2 separate regions of the Homo sapiens genome follow, and region 1 is linked to region 2. Evidence: chromatin contacts called from ENCODE Hi-C or POLR2A ChIA-PET data. All regions are on one chromosome and are shown on one strand. Each heading gives the region's core, a stretch centred on a gene start or an enhancer-like site at or near the end of the contact. The rest is flanking DNA. Distances are from core to core; before and after follow the strand shown. Region 1 overlaps LOC100506474 (a long non-coding RNA gene). Region 2 has its middle 51 kb from the start of MIR3125.

Region 1 (7,339 bases), core at 2,340-4,839, 180 kb after region 2:
ACCTCATGTTATGGGCTGAATTGTGCCCTCACCTCTAAAAAATGTATACATTGAAGTCCTATTCCCCAGTCCTCAGAATGTGACTATATTTGGAGTAGGATCTTTAAAGAGGCAATTAAGGTAAAATGAGTTCATATGGGTGGGCATACATCCAGTATAACTGGCATCATAATAAGAAAAGACGATTAGGACAAAGATTCGCACAGAGGAAAAACCATGTGAAAACAGAGAGAAGTCAGTCATGTACAAGGAAAGGAGAAAGGCCCTTTGAAAAACCAATCTTGCTAACACTTTAATCTTGAACTTCAGAATGTGACATAATGCCTCCCTGTTGTTTAAGCCACCCAGTCTATGGCATTTTGTTATGGAAGTCCTGAGAGAGGAATATACTCATCAAGCCGAATTGTTCCAAAGACATGGACTTAACCCACGTTTATCTTTGTTAATCCTTTAAGAACACTATCTAAACAATAGTAAAAGAGCATGTGGGAAGGACTGTAAGGGCAAAGAAAATGTGAGAGTAGGAAGGCAATTTCAGAAGGTATAAGGCAAATGAAGGAAGCCACATTTTAAGCTGGCAATTAAGAAAGCCCAGAAGCAAACACATTTACATTGCATAAATCTAAGAGATCCAGGGATTAGTGCTTCCAGGTGTGTCTAAAAAGGGGTAAAGATGGGACTATAAACAGGAGTGATTGTTCCTATATTTGAAAAGCATTTAGATATACATACTTTATCACACTTCCTGGATCCTGGTTACTTTTTTTCTCCCCAACCCTAGAATGTGGTTTGTTTTCTATAGAAGTAAAGCACAGTCTTGTACCTGGGGGACATAAGACACAGTTGAATAATATACAGATATCAGAGAGCTAGCTGAAGATTTAACAATGGTGGGACTTTTCACTTTTCTTTCTCTTGGACTATTAGCTATTAACCCAGACCAAGCCTTCAAGAAGATTTTAAGAGGCTTCCTGGGAATCTGAGCAACTCAACAGAAAAGAGCTAAAGTTTTTGACAATGGAGGATCCCCACAAAATGACCCAGTCAGATTATAATTTCAATCAGATTTCCTCATCTGAACCATGGTCTCCAGAAAATGAGTTTGGTGACCATTTTCTAAATTTCCCCATGGCGCGTTAGTGTATTATCAGTAATAATATTATTAGTGTATTGCTCATACAGTATATTCTAGTTTCATAGAAGAGAAATTAATTCATTATGTAGATAGACTCCTGAGGGAATTAGGAATTAATTTTCATAGAACATCTAGTTGAGAAGGCAGAGCAAGACCATGGTCAGACCAAACACCACACAACTTCCGTTCTGTTTTTTGGTGCCCTGATTTTAAACAGCAATCACCAGGAATCACCAGTCCTGAGAAATGCATTCAATATGAAATGAAGACAAAACCAACTGGTAAAAACTTAGTAACTTAGAGAAAACTGAAACTATGACTCCTTTCAGGGCAAAGAAAACATTTAAAAAATGAAGTTATTATCACCAGAGAAAATTTGTTTAAATGCTGTATTCATGAAACAGTGGTAGGTTGTTCTTAAAAGAAACTTTTAGAGAATTAAATAAAGCTTTGGAAATTAAAAACAAGATGGCAGAAATAAAAAACTTAAAAAAAGATTAATAAGAAGAAGCAGCTAAGTAATTAGAACAAAAAGTCAAAGTAGAAAATAGGAGGTGAGGATTAGAAAAGTACAGGAGGAATAGAGATTTCTCAACATCTGAATAACAGGAGCTTCAGAAAGAGAGACTGGAAAAACAGAGGCAAGGAAATCATCCGAGGAATAAATCAAGAGGTATTTTCAGAACTGAATAATAAGAATTTTCACAGGGCCCACCATGCACCCAGAAAAACAGATGAAAATACAGCCATAGGCTTTCCACAATATACATCATCTGAGATTTCAGGATTGATGGCAGAGAAGATAGGATAAGCTTCCATGCAGAAAAAAGTGGACTTCCAAAATTGGTACAAAAATCAAAATGTCATTGCTTCCTCATCAATAACATTGGAAGTTAAAATAAAGTGAAAAATGTATTTGACATTTTCAGAAGTTGATTTTCACCCTTGAATTTGATATTCAGGCAAATTATCAATTAAGTATGAGTATAGAGTAAAGACACTATCAGAAATCTAATTTCTGAACAATGTTACTCGTCACATCTCAGGAAGCTATCAGAGTATGGCCCTAAACCAAAATACCAGAATTGAAAATTTAAGAGTAGAAATATTAACATATTTTGAGGCTATAAAAGAAGCTATAAAAATAATATATTAAGAGTTAAAACTGAGTATCTCTGAGAACTAAAAATAATTGTTTTCAACGTTCTTTATTGAACTGTTCTACAATTTCAATTATATGCAAGTATAATTTTAATAAAAATAAAACTAATTTTACAAGTGGGTACGATAATGTAATTAAGATACCTTGCACATATTACTATATCTATAACTTCTACATTTTACCCAATTGTCCAAGTATTAATTAGGTGGAACCTTGAACAAGTCATTGTCCTTGCTAGGTTTGAGTTTACTAACTCAAGAAAAAAGTATTGACCTACATTACAATCCTTTTAAAAACCCCAGGAATTTATTAATCTACTTAATATTTACTAAGACTTCAGTGGAAAGTTATATGGATACTGTCTTTAAATATTGTTAAATTTTTACCCCCGATTTTAACTCTTTATCATAAGACTGATAATTTGGCAAGCAAATATAGCAAGCAGAATCTAAAATATATTTTCAACTTGTTATTTGATCAAGTGGAGTATTGAGAAAAATGTAACTTTCACATCTTCTCGCAATCTATAAAAGGTCAACATTACTACCTTTTCTTTCTCTTAGTAGTAGGAAGTACCCCAACTTTGTAGAAAGGGTATGGCCAAGGCTATCAACACAAAAGCATTCTCTCAAAATTTAGAAACTGAATACCATTTAAGAAGCTTGGCAATTTCACATCCATAAATCTGTTTCACAGTGCCTGGTCCACAGTGGACTTTCAGTGAATGCTAGTTTATAGAATCATAAAACCATGGCATGTAGTTTGGAGACATTTAGAAAGAAAGAAACTTCCGGAGAGCCATGGCTTCCATACTCTACTACCCAACTGAAAAAATGCTATTCCTAAAAAAGCATGTGCCTCTGCTTTAGTGTCCTTTGCCTATGGCCCCTCCCTCTCCCTCCCAGCCCTTCACTTCTCTGAACTGGTTCTTTGTCCTTGCAAGCAAATCAAAGGGAAATTGAAATTGATCTCAGGGATGATGGCTGGCTAGAGTTAGAAACAGGAGATCCTGTGAGTTCGGATAGTTTCTATGACCCCTCCTTCCCATCCACCGCGCCCCCCACCCCGCACACCCCACACCCAATTCAATTAATTTCAAGTTGAAACAGATTTATTTATACTTATATTTTCCAGAATATTCTTCTGAAATTTTCTTGATTTAGGCTAATTTCTAAGTGCTTTCCTCCTTTTTATTTTAAAAGAAACTTGAGACCCTGGTCTCTATTAAAAAGGAAGAAAGCATCATTGATGTCCATCTTCCCTCCAGCTACCCTGAATTTGAGCAGACTGCATGACTCATCTTTCCTAGAAATACAACAATGAGATCATCATGTCTGTTTCCTTCCTACTCTGAGTACAGTTGAATTGGTTTCCTCTGTGTTCAGAGATAATTTTTTTTTCTGAAAAGCCCTTTGCTTGTTAATACACAAGAGTTTAATTATATATTTAGAACACAGCATGGAAGAAAATGAGCAGTGATTAATACATTCTGTTTTTTCTTCAGGCAGCTCAATCTCTACTTCCAAAACTAAAATTGTATAAATCATAGAAGGAGATACATCTGCATTTTATTTTAACACCTCCTGTGATAAAGAACTCACCACTTCCACAGGAAGTTAATTCTGCTTTTAACAATTTCTTTAGATAATTTTTGCTTGCAGGGACCTAAAATCTGATGGCTTCTGACTTCAGCTTTTTTAGCTCTATCCCTGAAATTTACAGCCAAGGAGAATATTTCTGGCCCTTTTCCAGGTGATATATCTTCAGATATTTGCAGACAATTATCATATCACATGATCTGACCTACATGAAGTGTAAATTTCTTAGAACATGGTCTGCTTCACTTTAGATATTTAGTTGTACTGCCAGATTAACAATCTTGCCTGAATTAACAAACAAATTCAAATAACTGATCTACATTTCTGTAAATGACTATTTCATCAAATTGAAAATTTACTACTGCAGTAAAGCCAAATATCTGGACAAATAAGTTTTGCCTGAATTGCATGGAGAGTTTGGGATTGTTGTTATATAAACAGTATCTAGACCATATATGTTACAAAACTATAAGCAATTCTATATTTTTATTGTTTTTACCTTTCTTCATAAAAAGTATTGTCTAAATCAAGTTATTGCATCAATCCATATACAATTCAAATATGAAATTCTCATTCATTGATTTTTATATTATTTGTACACAAACAGAATGTAACAAAATGTATGATACTTATTTCTGTATTTCCAAGATATTAGTATTCAAATATCGTTCTACCAGTACATTCTCAGATTCTCTTTGAAATTGAAGTTGAATAGAATGCCAGATTTATCTCAGGTGCAAAAATATGGTTGTCAAATAAACAAACAAAAAGAACTAACACAAAACAGAGAATTAAGAAAATATCTCAGTAGCCCAAATAGCATTCCAGTTATAGACATCCATACATGAGAAAGCATAAAATGAAATGGAGTTATTAGATATTCAATCTGGAAAGAACTTTATTATTTCTCATAAAAGCTTAGGGGCAACATTAAGTACATTTTCAAAAAAATCTTGAGAGCACAGACTCATAATTTTGAAGCTCAAATAAGACTTCAGAGGTATATAAAGAGCACTGGACTAAGAGTCAAGATACCTTGGCTCAAGGTACAACTTTGCTATTTATTAGCTGGTCCTTGACATGACCAGGTTAGCAAGGTAGAAAGATTACAAAGGTTGGCATGAAGAAGGTAGGCTTGTATGAGTGATGGTGGATGATAACAAATCTGGGGAAATGAAATGAACTACAGACAGGACACATGCGATGTGCTTCAGAGTATGCAGCTTTTCCAATCAAGGAAAGCTTCGTGCAGGAGGCCAAACAGAACCTGAACGCTGCAGTATGACCTCAGGGACTCACATCACTTTCTGAAATATCTAACAAAAATCGCATTTCTGCTGTTGCACTCTGAATTCCTAGAACTTGTGCGTGAACCATTTCACTGCATTCATTTTCCCCATGTTATTCTTTAACCAGCCTTCTTTCTTGATCACATTCCTAGATCTGAGATGTTTTCCTTTCAGTCTTTTCGGCATAAGACCTAATTACATAGCTAGTTGTCCAGTAATGTCTGGGAAGAGAAAAACCTTAAGTTTGTCATCTCTCAGTAGGACACCCCGGCTAAAGCCTTCTGGACACAGCAAGGATATTGTCTTCTCTCTCTTATAATCCTGTTGTATCTTCCACACATAGCATAATCAGCTATAAAGTTTTCCAATTCTTCAAAATAATTACTACCACATTTCTCAGAGATTTTCCAAGATTTCCTCAAAATTGGGAAAGTATTGATTCAGCTCAGTATTGATTCAGTCTAGTATTGATTCAGCTTCACTTATCACTTTCAGTGGATGGGTGGTCTTCACATGTACTGGACAGGTCCTCACTTAAATAAGATTTAGCAGCTACAAATCCAGTTACTGCATCAATCCACGTACGATTTATCTGTAGGTGAGCTCACAGTCCAAATGTGGACTGCCAGAAGTTGGGCAAAATGGAACTTGGTTCATTCTGCAGAGTGGACCACTGGGAATTGTACTGAGAATTACCAGAGCTGCATATCCTCTATTCACTCCTCCAGCTACAGTCTCTGCTTTCCATTGTGGCCCAGGAGACAAACTTACATTCTACATTATCAGCTTCTTTGATCTCTTGGCTTAGAGTAGCTTCAGCCAATCAGAGAACCTAGAGGGACACTGAACAAGGGAAAAGAGAAGTCTGAGGGTTTATCCACACAACCCCTGTCCGCCTCAGGCCCATGGCTTGAAAGTAGCTACATCTCTGCCAACACTCAGATTCTGTGGGGCACCCTTCTCTCAGGGCTCCAGCACTCCAGGGTTCTGTAATTTTGCTTCCTCCTCTCTCCCTTCCAGGCCTACAGGCAGTAGCTGCTCCCCGCTATTGCCAGGCTCTGGAGCTAGGGTGTAGCTGTGCCTCATCGGTTCCCTTCACTCTGCTCATACCTCCATTAACAAGCCATTCATAAACACCCTTTCTCATACCTTTGAACTCTATCTATAGATACCACAATGGTAAGAAAGACTGGTGAACATTTTGGAGGCAAACACACACCTGATGTTTCTGCAATTATGTTGGATTCAGAGCAAGAATACCTAGACTCTGTTTCTAGTTCTGTCACTTACCGGCTTTGTGATCTCAGCAAAGTTAATTATTAGGTTGGTGCAAAAGTAATTGTGTTTTTTTGTCATTTTTTTAATGGCAAAAACCGCAATTACTTTTGCACCAATGTAATATCCCAGAGACTCAGCTTTATCATCTGTAAAATGGGAGTAATAAACTCTCAGCTTCATTGTATGAGTTAAATTATATAAAAACTTAATATAGCTGTCACTTTTTCCTGAATTCATGTGTCCTTTGGTTTTTGATAACATTTTCCAAATAACAAAGTAATATGAAAGATGTTCCTACTCTTTATTAGTCTCAGCCGCTCTCCAAGTATCCTCTGGGTTTGCTTTTCACTTTCTTTTCTTTCCTCTAAACCCTAAAGAATCCTGTACGCAACAACACCGTATCCAAACCCTGACCTAGTGGGCTCGATGTCTGCGTTTGTGAGGACCACTCAGGCTGGTAACTGCCCACGCTGGTAAAAACAGGTTTCCACATACCCCACTTGCCTTGTGCCCACCAATAAATCCTTTATTTATACTCACTTTTCTAAAATGCAATTAGTTGACGTGGACTGAGTGCCTTTTTGACTTTAAGACTTGCCTACCTATTTTCAGAGCTTTTAGAGGACTGCCTCTTCGGGCTGTCTCCAGGTTGGGCTACCAAGGGCCATGCTTGTAAGATTGCCATCCTGACTGCACTAGATTTTTCCCTTCGTATTTATTTGGAGAAATTGAGGGAAGAATATTCTTATGACTTCTCTTCACACAAACAAGGCAAGTGAAAGTGTAAACTGCAATATATGCTGGAAGTTGTTTGATAAAAATTCCTTTTATGACAATCCAGTTGGATGGGATGAGAGCAGGCTTTTCATCGTGAGAC
Region 2 (6,876 bases), core at 1,555-4,054:
CACAGCCAAAACATATCATTCTGACCCTAACCCCCACCAAAACTCATGTTCTCACATTTCTAATCCATTCATGACTTCCCAACAGTCCGCGGAAGTCTTAATTTACTTCAGCATTAACTCAAAGGTCCGTAGTCCAAAGTCTCATCTGAGACAAGGCAAGTCCCTCCTGCCTATGAGCTTGTAAAATCAAAAGCATATTAGTTACTTCCTAGATACAATGGGGGTACAGGCATTGGATAAACACACCCATTTCAAATGGGAGAAACTGGCCAGAATGAAGGGCTAAAGGTCCCACACAAGTCTGAAATCCAGTAGGGCAGTCAAATCTTAAAGCTCCAAAATAATCTCCTTTGACTCCATGTCTCACATCCAGGTCACAATATTGCAAAAGGTGAGTTCCCATGGTCTTGGGCAGCTCTGCCCATACGGCTTTGCAGGGTACAGCATCCATCTCGGCTGCTTTCATGGGCTGGCATTGAGTGTTTGCAGCTTTTCCAGGTGCACAGTGCAAGCTGTCAATGGATCTACCATTCTGGGGTCTAGAGGATGGTGGCCCTCTTCTCACAGCTCCATTAGGCAGTGCCCCAGTGGGGACGCTGTGTGGGGTCTCCAATCCCACATTTCCCTTCTGCACTGCTCTAGCAGAGGTTCTCCATGAGGGCTCTTACCCTGCAGCAAACTTCTGCCTGGGCATTCAGGCATTTCTGTACAACCTCTGAAATCTAGGTGGAAGTTCCCAAACCTCAATTCTTGACTTCTGTGCACCCACAGGCTCAACACCACATAGGAGCTGCCAAGGCTTGGGGCTTGCACCCTCTGAAGCCACAGCCTGAGCTGTACTTTGGCTCCTTGTAGCCATGGCTAGAGTGGCTGGGACACAGGACACCAAATCCCTAGGCTGCACACAGCAGGTGGGCCCTAGGCCCTGCCCACAAAACAATTTTTTCCTCCTAGGACTCTGGGCCTGTGATGGGAAGGGCTGCTGTGAAGAAGACCTCTGACATGCCCTGGAGACATTTTCCCTATTGTCTTGGCAATTAACATTTAGCTCCTCATTAATCATGCAAATTTTTGCAGCCAGCTTGAATTTCTCCTCAGAAAATGGGTTTTTCTTTCCTATTACATTGTTAGGCTGCAAAATTTCCAAACTTTTATGCTCTGTTTCCCTTTTAAACTGAATGCTTTTTAACAGCACTCAAGTCACCTCTTGAATGCTTTGCTGCTTAGAAATTTCTTCTGCCAGATGCCCTAAATCATCTCCCTCAAGTTCAAAGTTCCACAGATCTTTAGGGTGGGAGCAAAATGTCACCAGTCTGTTTGCTAAAACATAGCAAGAGTCACCATTTCTCCCCTTCCCAACAAGTTCCTCATCTCCATCTGAGCCCACCTCAGCCTGGATTTCATTGTCCATATCATTATCAGCATTTTGGTCAAAGCCATTCAACAAGTCTCTAGGAAGTTCTAAACTTCCCAACATTTTCCTGTCTTCCTCTGAGCCCTCCAAGTCTCTAGGAAGTTCCAAACGTTCCCACATTTTTCTGTCTTCTGAGCCCTCCAAACTGTCTCAACCTCTATCCGTTACCCAGTTCCAAAGTTGCTTCCACATTTTTGGGTATCTTTACAGCAGTGCCACCAGTAGCAATTTAGTGTGTTAGTCTGTCACATGCTGCTAATAAGGACATACCTGAGACTGGGTAATGTATAAAGAAAAAGAGGTTTAATCGAATCACAGTCCCATGTGGCTGGGAAGGCCTCACAATCGTGGTGGAAGGCAAAAGGTACATCTTACCTGGGGACAAGCAAGAGAGGATGAAAGCCAAGCAAAAGGGGAAACCCCTTATAAGACCAATAGATAACTTGAGACCTATTCACCACCACAAGAACAATATGAGGGAACTGACCCCATGATTCAATTATCTCCCACCAGGTCCTTCCCACAACATGTGGGAATTATGGGAGCTACAGTTCAAGATGATATTTGGGTGGGGACACAGCCAAACCATATCAAATATTGTAGTTATTTTAGGTCTTACTTGATCAAACACAAAAGTCTAACAACGTTAGTTCAATTTTTGTGTAATTCAGTCTCAAAAATTACTGTCTTTTGGTTTCTCAACTTGGGCTTCATTTTGAGAAAAATTATACTTTATTATCATTACTCCTCTTCTCTAATGGGATAGGATATGGGTTATATTGGGTTCTTTTTCTCTGGCCATGTTCTCTGTCATTTCATTTAATCTTCATAATGGCAATATGGGTAGAAATTCTTATTCCAGTTTTACAGATGAGGAAAATGGAATTCAAAAAGACTAAGAGACTTGCATGAGAGCATACTTCCAAGTAAGTGTGAAAGCTAGGCTTCCAATTCTGGTTAATTTATCTCAAAGCATATAAGGCTTACACTACTATACCCTATCTACCTCTCACATAATTTACCACATTATTTTGTAATGCTTACTCATTTGCACCTCCTACAAGTTTTTAGTATCCTACTATGCAGAGAATATAATGTATTTACCTTTGAGTTCCTTGTGTCTAACAGAATGCTTTATTAAGAGTGAACATTTAGTGAATAAATGAATGAATAAATTAATACTAGTAAGTATGACCAGTTTATTCTGCTGAATGACGTACATATTAAAACGATTAGAAACCTATTACCGTCTTAGATCCACTCACCCAAATAAGGCATGTAGGGCTGCATATATGGCTAGCTGGAACCATAGGCAATGATGGGGTGGTTGGAGTCTGTTATTCTCTGTCTTGAGGCAAGCCAGGTGATTCATCACATGGGGTGGGAGAGGATTGTTGGAAAAAGGATCTGAGAGGAAGTTAGGGTCAAAGAGAGGATGTGGAAGTTGAACCATGGTTCACACAAGAACCGGGAACAAATCCAAAGGAAAAGGAGTTCCAAAAGAAAAGAATTTATTTCTCTCTCCTTAGAATTCCATTCCATTGTATGAGCAATGTTTGGAGAAAGGACAGAAGAGAGAAAGGGAAACAGAAAGACAATATTTTCCTAAGTTGTTCTTTGTTAGGCGCTGTAATGGAGTGGAATGAGACCTGGATATGGCGTCAGAGAGACTGGGGCTCAAGAACTGTGCTCTGACATTTATTAGCTGTGGGCAAATAACTTAACATGTTTAAATCTTCATTTCTCATCTGTAAAATATGGTTGATACTATCCAACTTAAAAATCACAGTGCAAATTAAATGAGATAATCGTTGTGAAAATGTCTAGCATGGTGTCAGCCACGTATTAAATGTTCCGAGAGTGTTTACATAGATGACTAAGAAAAGCTTTAGTCTTCCTAAATATTTTCCAGGAAAGACTATCATGATGGGAACTGTTGGACAGGCAAGTCAGTAAATAGCAAGAAGGACTTGACCTTCTGTGTCTCCGGGATCCCACAGTTGCATAGACTTGGTGAGAGACTAATATGAAACAAATGTGTACTAGAAATATATTTTCTAAGCAAGCTCTCTTCCTGAGGAGCTGGGGAAGAGATTAAATCCTTTTCTGCCTGCATTCAACATGGATCTCCTGAATGGTGGTTGGCTGCCAAGCACTGTCTTGGACCTGGACAGACAAAGATGCAAAGACAGTGCTCCAGTTCTCTAAGGAATTGTGGTCTGTGGAGTCAGAAGGATATTTAGTGAGTGTTTTTCTATGTTGGGGAGGGCTGCTATATTGATTAAATTATGCATTCAGACACAAGTCACAGTTTTTGAGCTCCTTCATTGTTGTTATTTTTACACACACGTTTTCCAATTTAATTCTCACTAAAATGCCTCATGTTGTCATATCCATCTCTGCATTAGATGACAAGATGAAAACACAGAAACTAGGCATTGGTTTTAAGTTATTAAATTATAGGAGAAATGATCCAATTTAAAAATCAATGTTTTATATGTAAAGGGCAATCATGAAAAATATCCACACAAAATCTTGGAAAATATTAATATAATTATTCAGTTTATTTAGAGAAATGAGTAAGTTTTTCCTAACTGCTCTCACTGCAAACCCCAAAATGAAAAAAACAAAGTTAGAGGCAAATACTTTACATTGGATTGATACTAGGGGATGAATGTGAACCTCAACAATAACACTTCAATAAGTGGTATTTTACATTAAGCAGTTTTTCTTTTGAAAATATCTATTTTGACTTGACACCAAGTTTAAACTGATTCCATATTCAATACCTCTCTTTATACACCATAGATTCCTCACTTTTGACATCTTTAGTTTGATTCTTTTTTAAATTAACTTATTTTTTCTATTATTATACTTTAAGTTTTAGGGTACATGTGCACAACATGCAGGTTTGTTACATATGTATACATGTGCCATGTTGGTGTGCTGCACCAATTCACTCGTCATTTAGCATTAGGTATATCTCCTAATGCTATCCCTCCCCGCCTCCCCCCTCCCCACAACAGTCCCTGGTGTGTGATGTTCCCCTTCCTGTGTCCATGTGTTCTCTTTGTTCAGTTCCCACCGATGAGAACATGCGGTGTTTGGTTTTTTGTCCTTGTGATAGTTTGCTGAGAATGATGGTTTCCAGCTTCTTCCATGTCCCTACAAAGGACATTAACTCATCCTTTTTTATGGCTGCATAGTATTCCATGGTGTATATGTGCCACATTTTCTTAATCCAGTCTATCATTGTTGGACATTTGGGTTGGTTCCAAGTCTTTGCTATTGTGAATAGTGCCGTAATAAACATACATATGCATGTGTCTTTATAGCAGCATGATTTATAATCCTTTGGGTATATACCCAGTAATGGGATGGCTGGGTCAAATGGTATTTCTAGTTCTAGATCCCTGAAGAATCGCCACACCGACTTCCACAATGATTGAACTAGTTTGCAGTCCCACCAACAGTGTAAAAGTGTTCCTGTTTCTCCACATCCTCTCCAGCACCTGTTGTTTCCTGACTTTTTAATGATCACCATTCTAACTGGTGTGAGATGGTATCTCATTGTGGTTTTGATTTGCATTTATCTGATGGCCAGTGATGATGCGCATTTTTTCATGTGTTTTTTGGCTGCATGAATGTCTTCTTTTGAGAATTGTCTGTTCATATCCTTCGCCCACTTTTTGATGGGGTTGTTTGTTTTTTTTCTTGTAAATTTGTCTGAGTTCATTGTAGATTCTGGATATTAGCCCTTTGTCAGATGAGTAGGTTGCAAAAATTTTCTCCTATTCTGTAGGTTGCCTGTTCACTCTCATGGTGGTTATTTTAAGCACGTATTCAGGATCACAAATGTTCTAGTTTTTAAGATCTTTTATGATGAGGATCATTTCATTGTTGTTGTCTTGATGTATAGTGACATTGCCAGTTAAAAAATTTGGGTCTTACAACCTTCCTTTCAAATCTTTGCAGATTTTTAAAATATTGTATGCTCATTTCTAATATTGCTGAAGAGTTATCTAAAGTCAGCACAATTTAATTTCCTTTATTAGTAATCCTAGTCTAGAAACTGTTTTCTGGAAAAAAGAAACTTCTTTATACTTGAAGTTTGCTAACTTCAATCAAAATATGCTTTTTTCTGTTTAATTTTTTTCCTGTAATACTATGTATATTAGTTTTTGCTGCAATACTACAGTAAACTCCAACAATATCGTACAACAACCAAAAGCATTGATATCTGATGAGCTCATAGGTTTCTGACTTTCCTGAGAGTCAGCTGAACTCTGCTGTTCATCTCCCTGCTCATCTCCCACCTCCAGGCTGGGTCCTGTGCTTCATGTGTCTTCATTCTGGAGTGGAGGGTGAAGTAGCCTTAATACCTGGAGTATGTCTTTCTCACCAAATAGTTAGAAGTTCAAAACGGTGAATAAAAACATGTGATGCTTCTGTAGACTTTGGAATGGAATAGGTTACTATCATTTCTGCCTATATTCAAGGCAAATGCTATGATGAGCTTCAAAGTCAGCAGGAGAGGGGACACATTCCTAGCCTATGGTGGTGGGTGGGAGTGTGGTGGGATGGGAGTCAGTCTTCCTTTAGCTCAGTGAGCCTTTTATTATATATTTAGATTTCCCTCCCATGTGCTCTGTTATCTTTTTCAGACCACAGTTAACAAGACGTTGAATCTCTATAGACTATTTTTTATACCTTCCTTTTTATTCCCAAATTTTTTTATATTTATCTTTTTATTTCCCTTCTCTGCCATTTTCAGGACTGAAGAAGTATAAACTAGATGATTAAACAGACAAAATTAAGAGATAGAAGTATTGACATGTAGGAGGCAAATTTATCATTATTTTCTGATGGAAAATTATCAATCTAGAAATCCAAAAAAGGTCAACTGAAATTGCTTTATAAAGCTTTGGTAATTGTAAATTTCCTGGCCACAAAATATTTACAAATTAATAACTTTCACATATGACAATAATTACATAGTAAATGTGAAAGAATTCCTGATTATAACAATATTAAAGATAGGACATAATTTGATACTAGCTTAAATACACATATTTACAACCTATATGAACAAAATTATAAAACTCTTTAGAGAGACACAAAACAAAATTTAAATACATTGTATTGAATGGAAAAAATCTCAATACCATGAAGGTGCCAGTTATCTCTAAATTAATCTTCATATTCAATGTAGTGGCATCATAAATTTTAGTGAAATAGCAAAAAAAATTTCAATTCCTCTCAAAGAATAAGCTAATTAAAGTGCTCACAACATTTTTGGAAAAGTAAGAATAATGAAGGAAGATTTGCTCCATCAAATATGTACACTTAAGATAATGCCATTACAATGAAGAGACCTTGATGTTGAGATGGAAGCTCGTCAACTCAGTGAAACAAAACCCATAATTCTTATATCTGCATGTGTGTGATGAGACTGAATGAGT

The links. A loop is a pair of places that touch in the nucleus more often than their neighbours do. ChIA-PET counts read pairs that join two places held with the same protein, here RNA polymerase II (POLR2A).
Region 1: a map of endothelial cell of umbilical vein shows a loop between it and region 2 (5-fold over the local background). The contact joins two enhancer-like sites. A Hi-C loop is called at or near these places in 1 of 168 maps with a recorded cell type or tissue (endothelial cell of umbilical vein). POLR2A ChIA-PET finds 5 or more read pairs at or near these places in 3 of 52 experiments (OCI-LY7, Panc1 and T-cell).

The regions. Positions count from the first base shown.
Region 1 is chr2:12,962,007-12,969,345 of GRCh38, forward strand. LOC100506474 (a long non-coding RNA gene) reads right to left here. Exons shown (of 6, transcript NR_038434.1): 6 at 4,776-6,027. Among named protein-coding and RNA genes, the nearest start is that of MIR3125, 230 kb to the left of the region's middle. Within about 2 kb of position 3,590, at least 3 of the 41 ENCODE cell types and tissues checked have a DNase peak (open chromatin) inside an H3K27ac peak, as active enhancers do.
Region 2 is chr2:12,785,192-12,792,067 of GRCh38, forward strand. No RefSeq gene overlaps it. Among named protein-coding and RNA genes, the nearest start is that of MIR3125, 51 kb to the left of the region's middle. Within about 2 kb of position 2,805, at least 5 of the 41 ENCODE cell types and tissues checked have a DNase peak (open chromatin) inside an H3K27ac peak, as active enhancers do.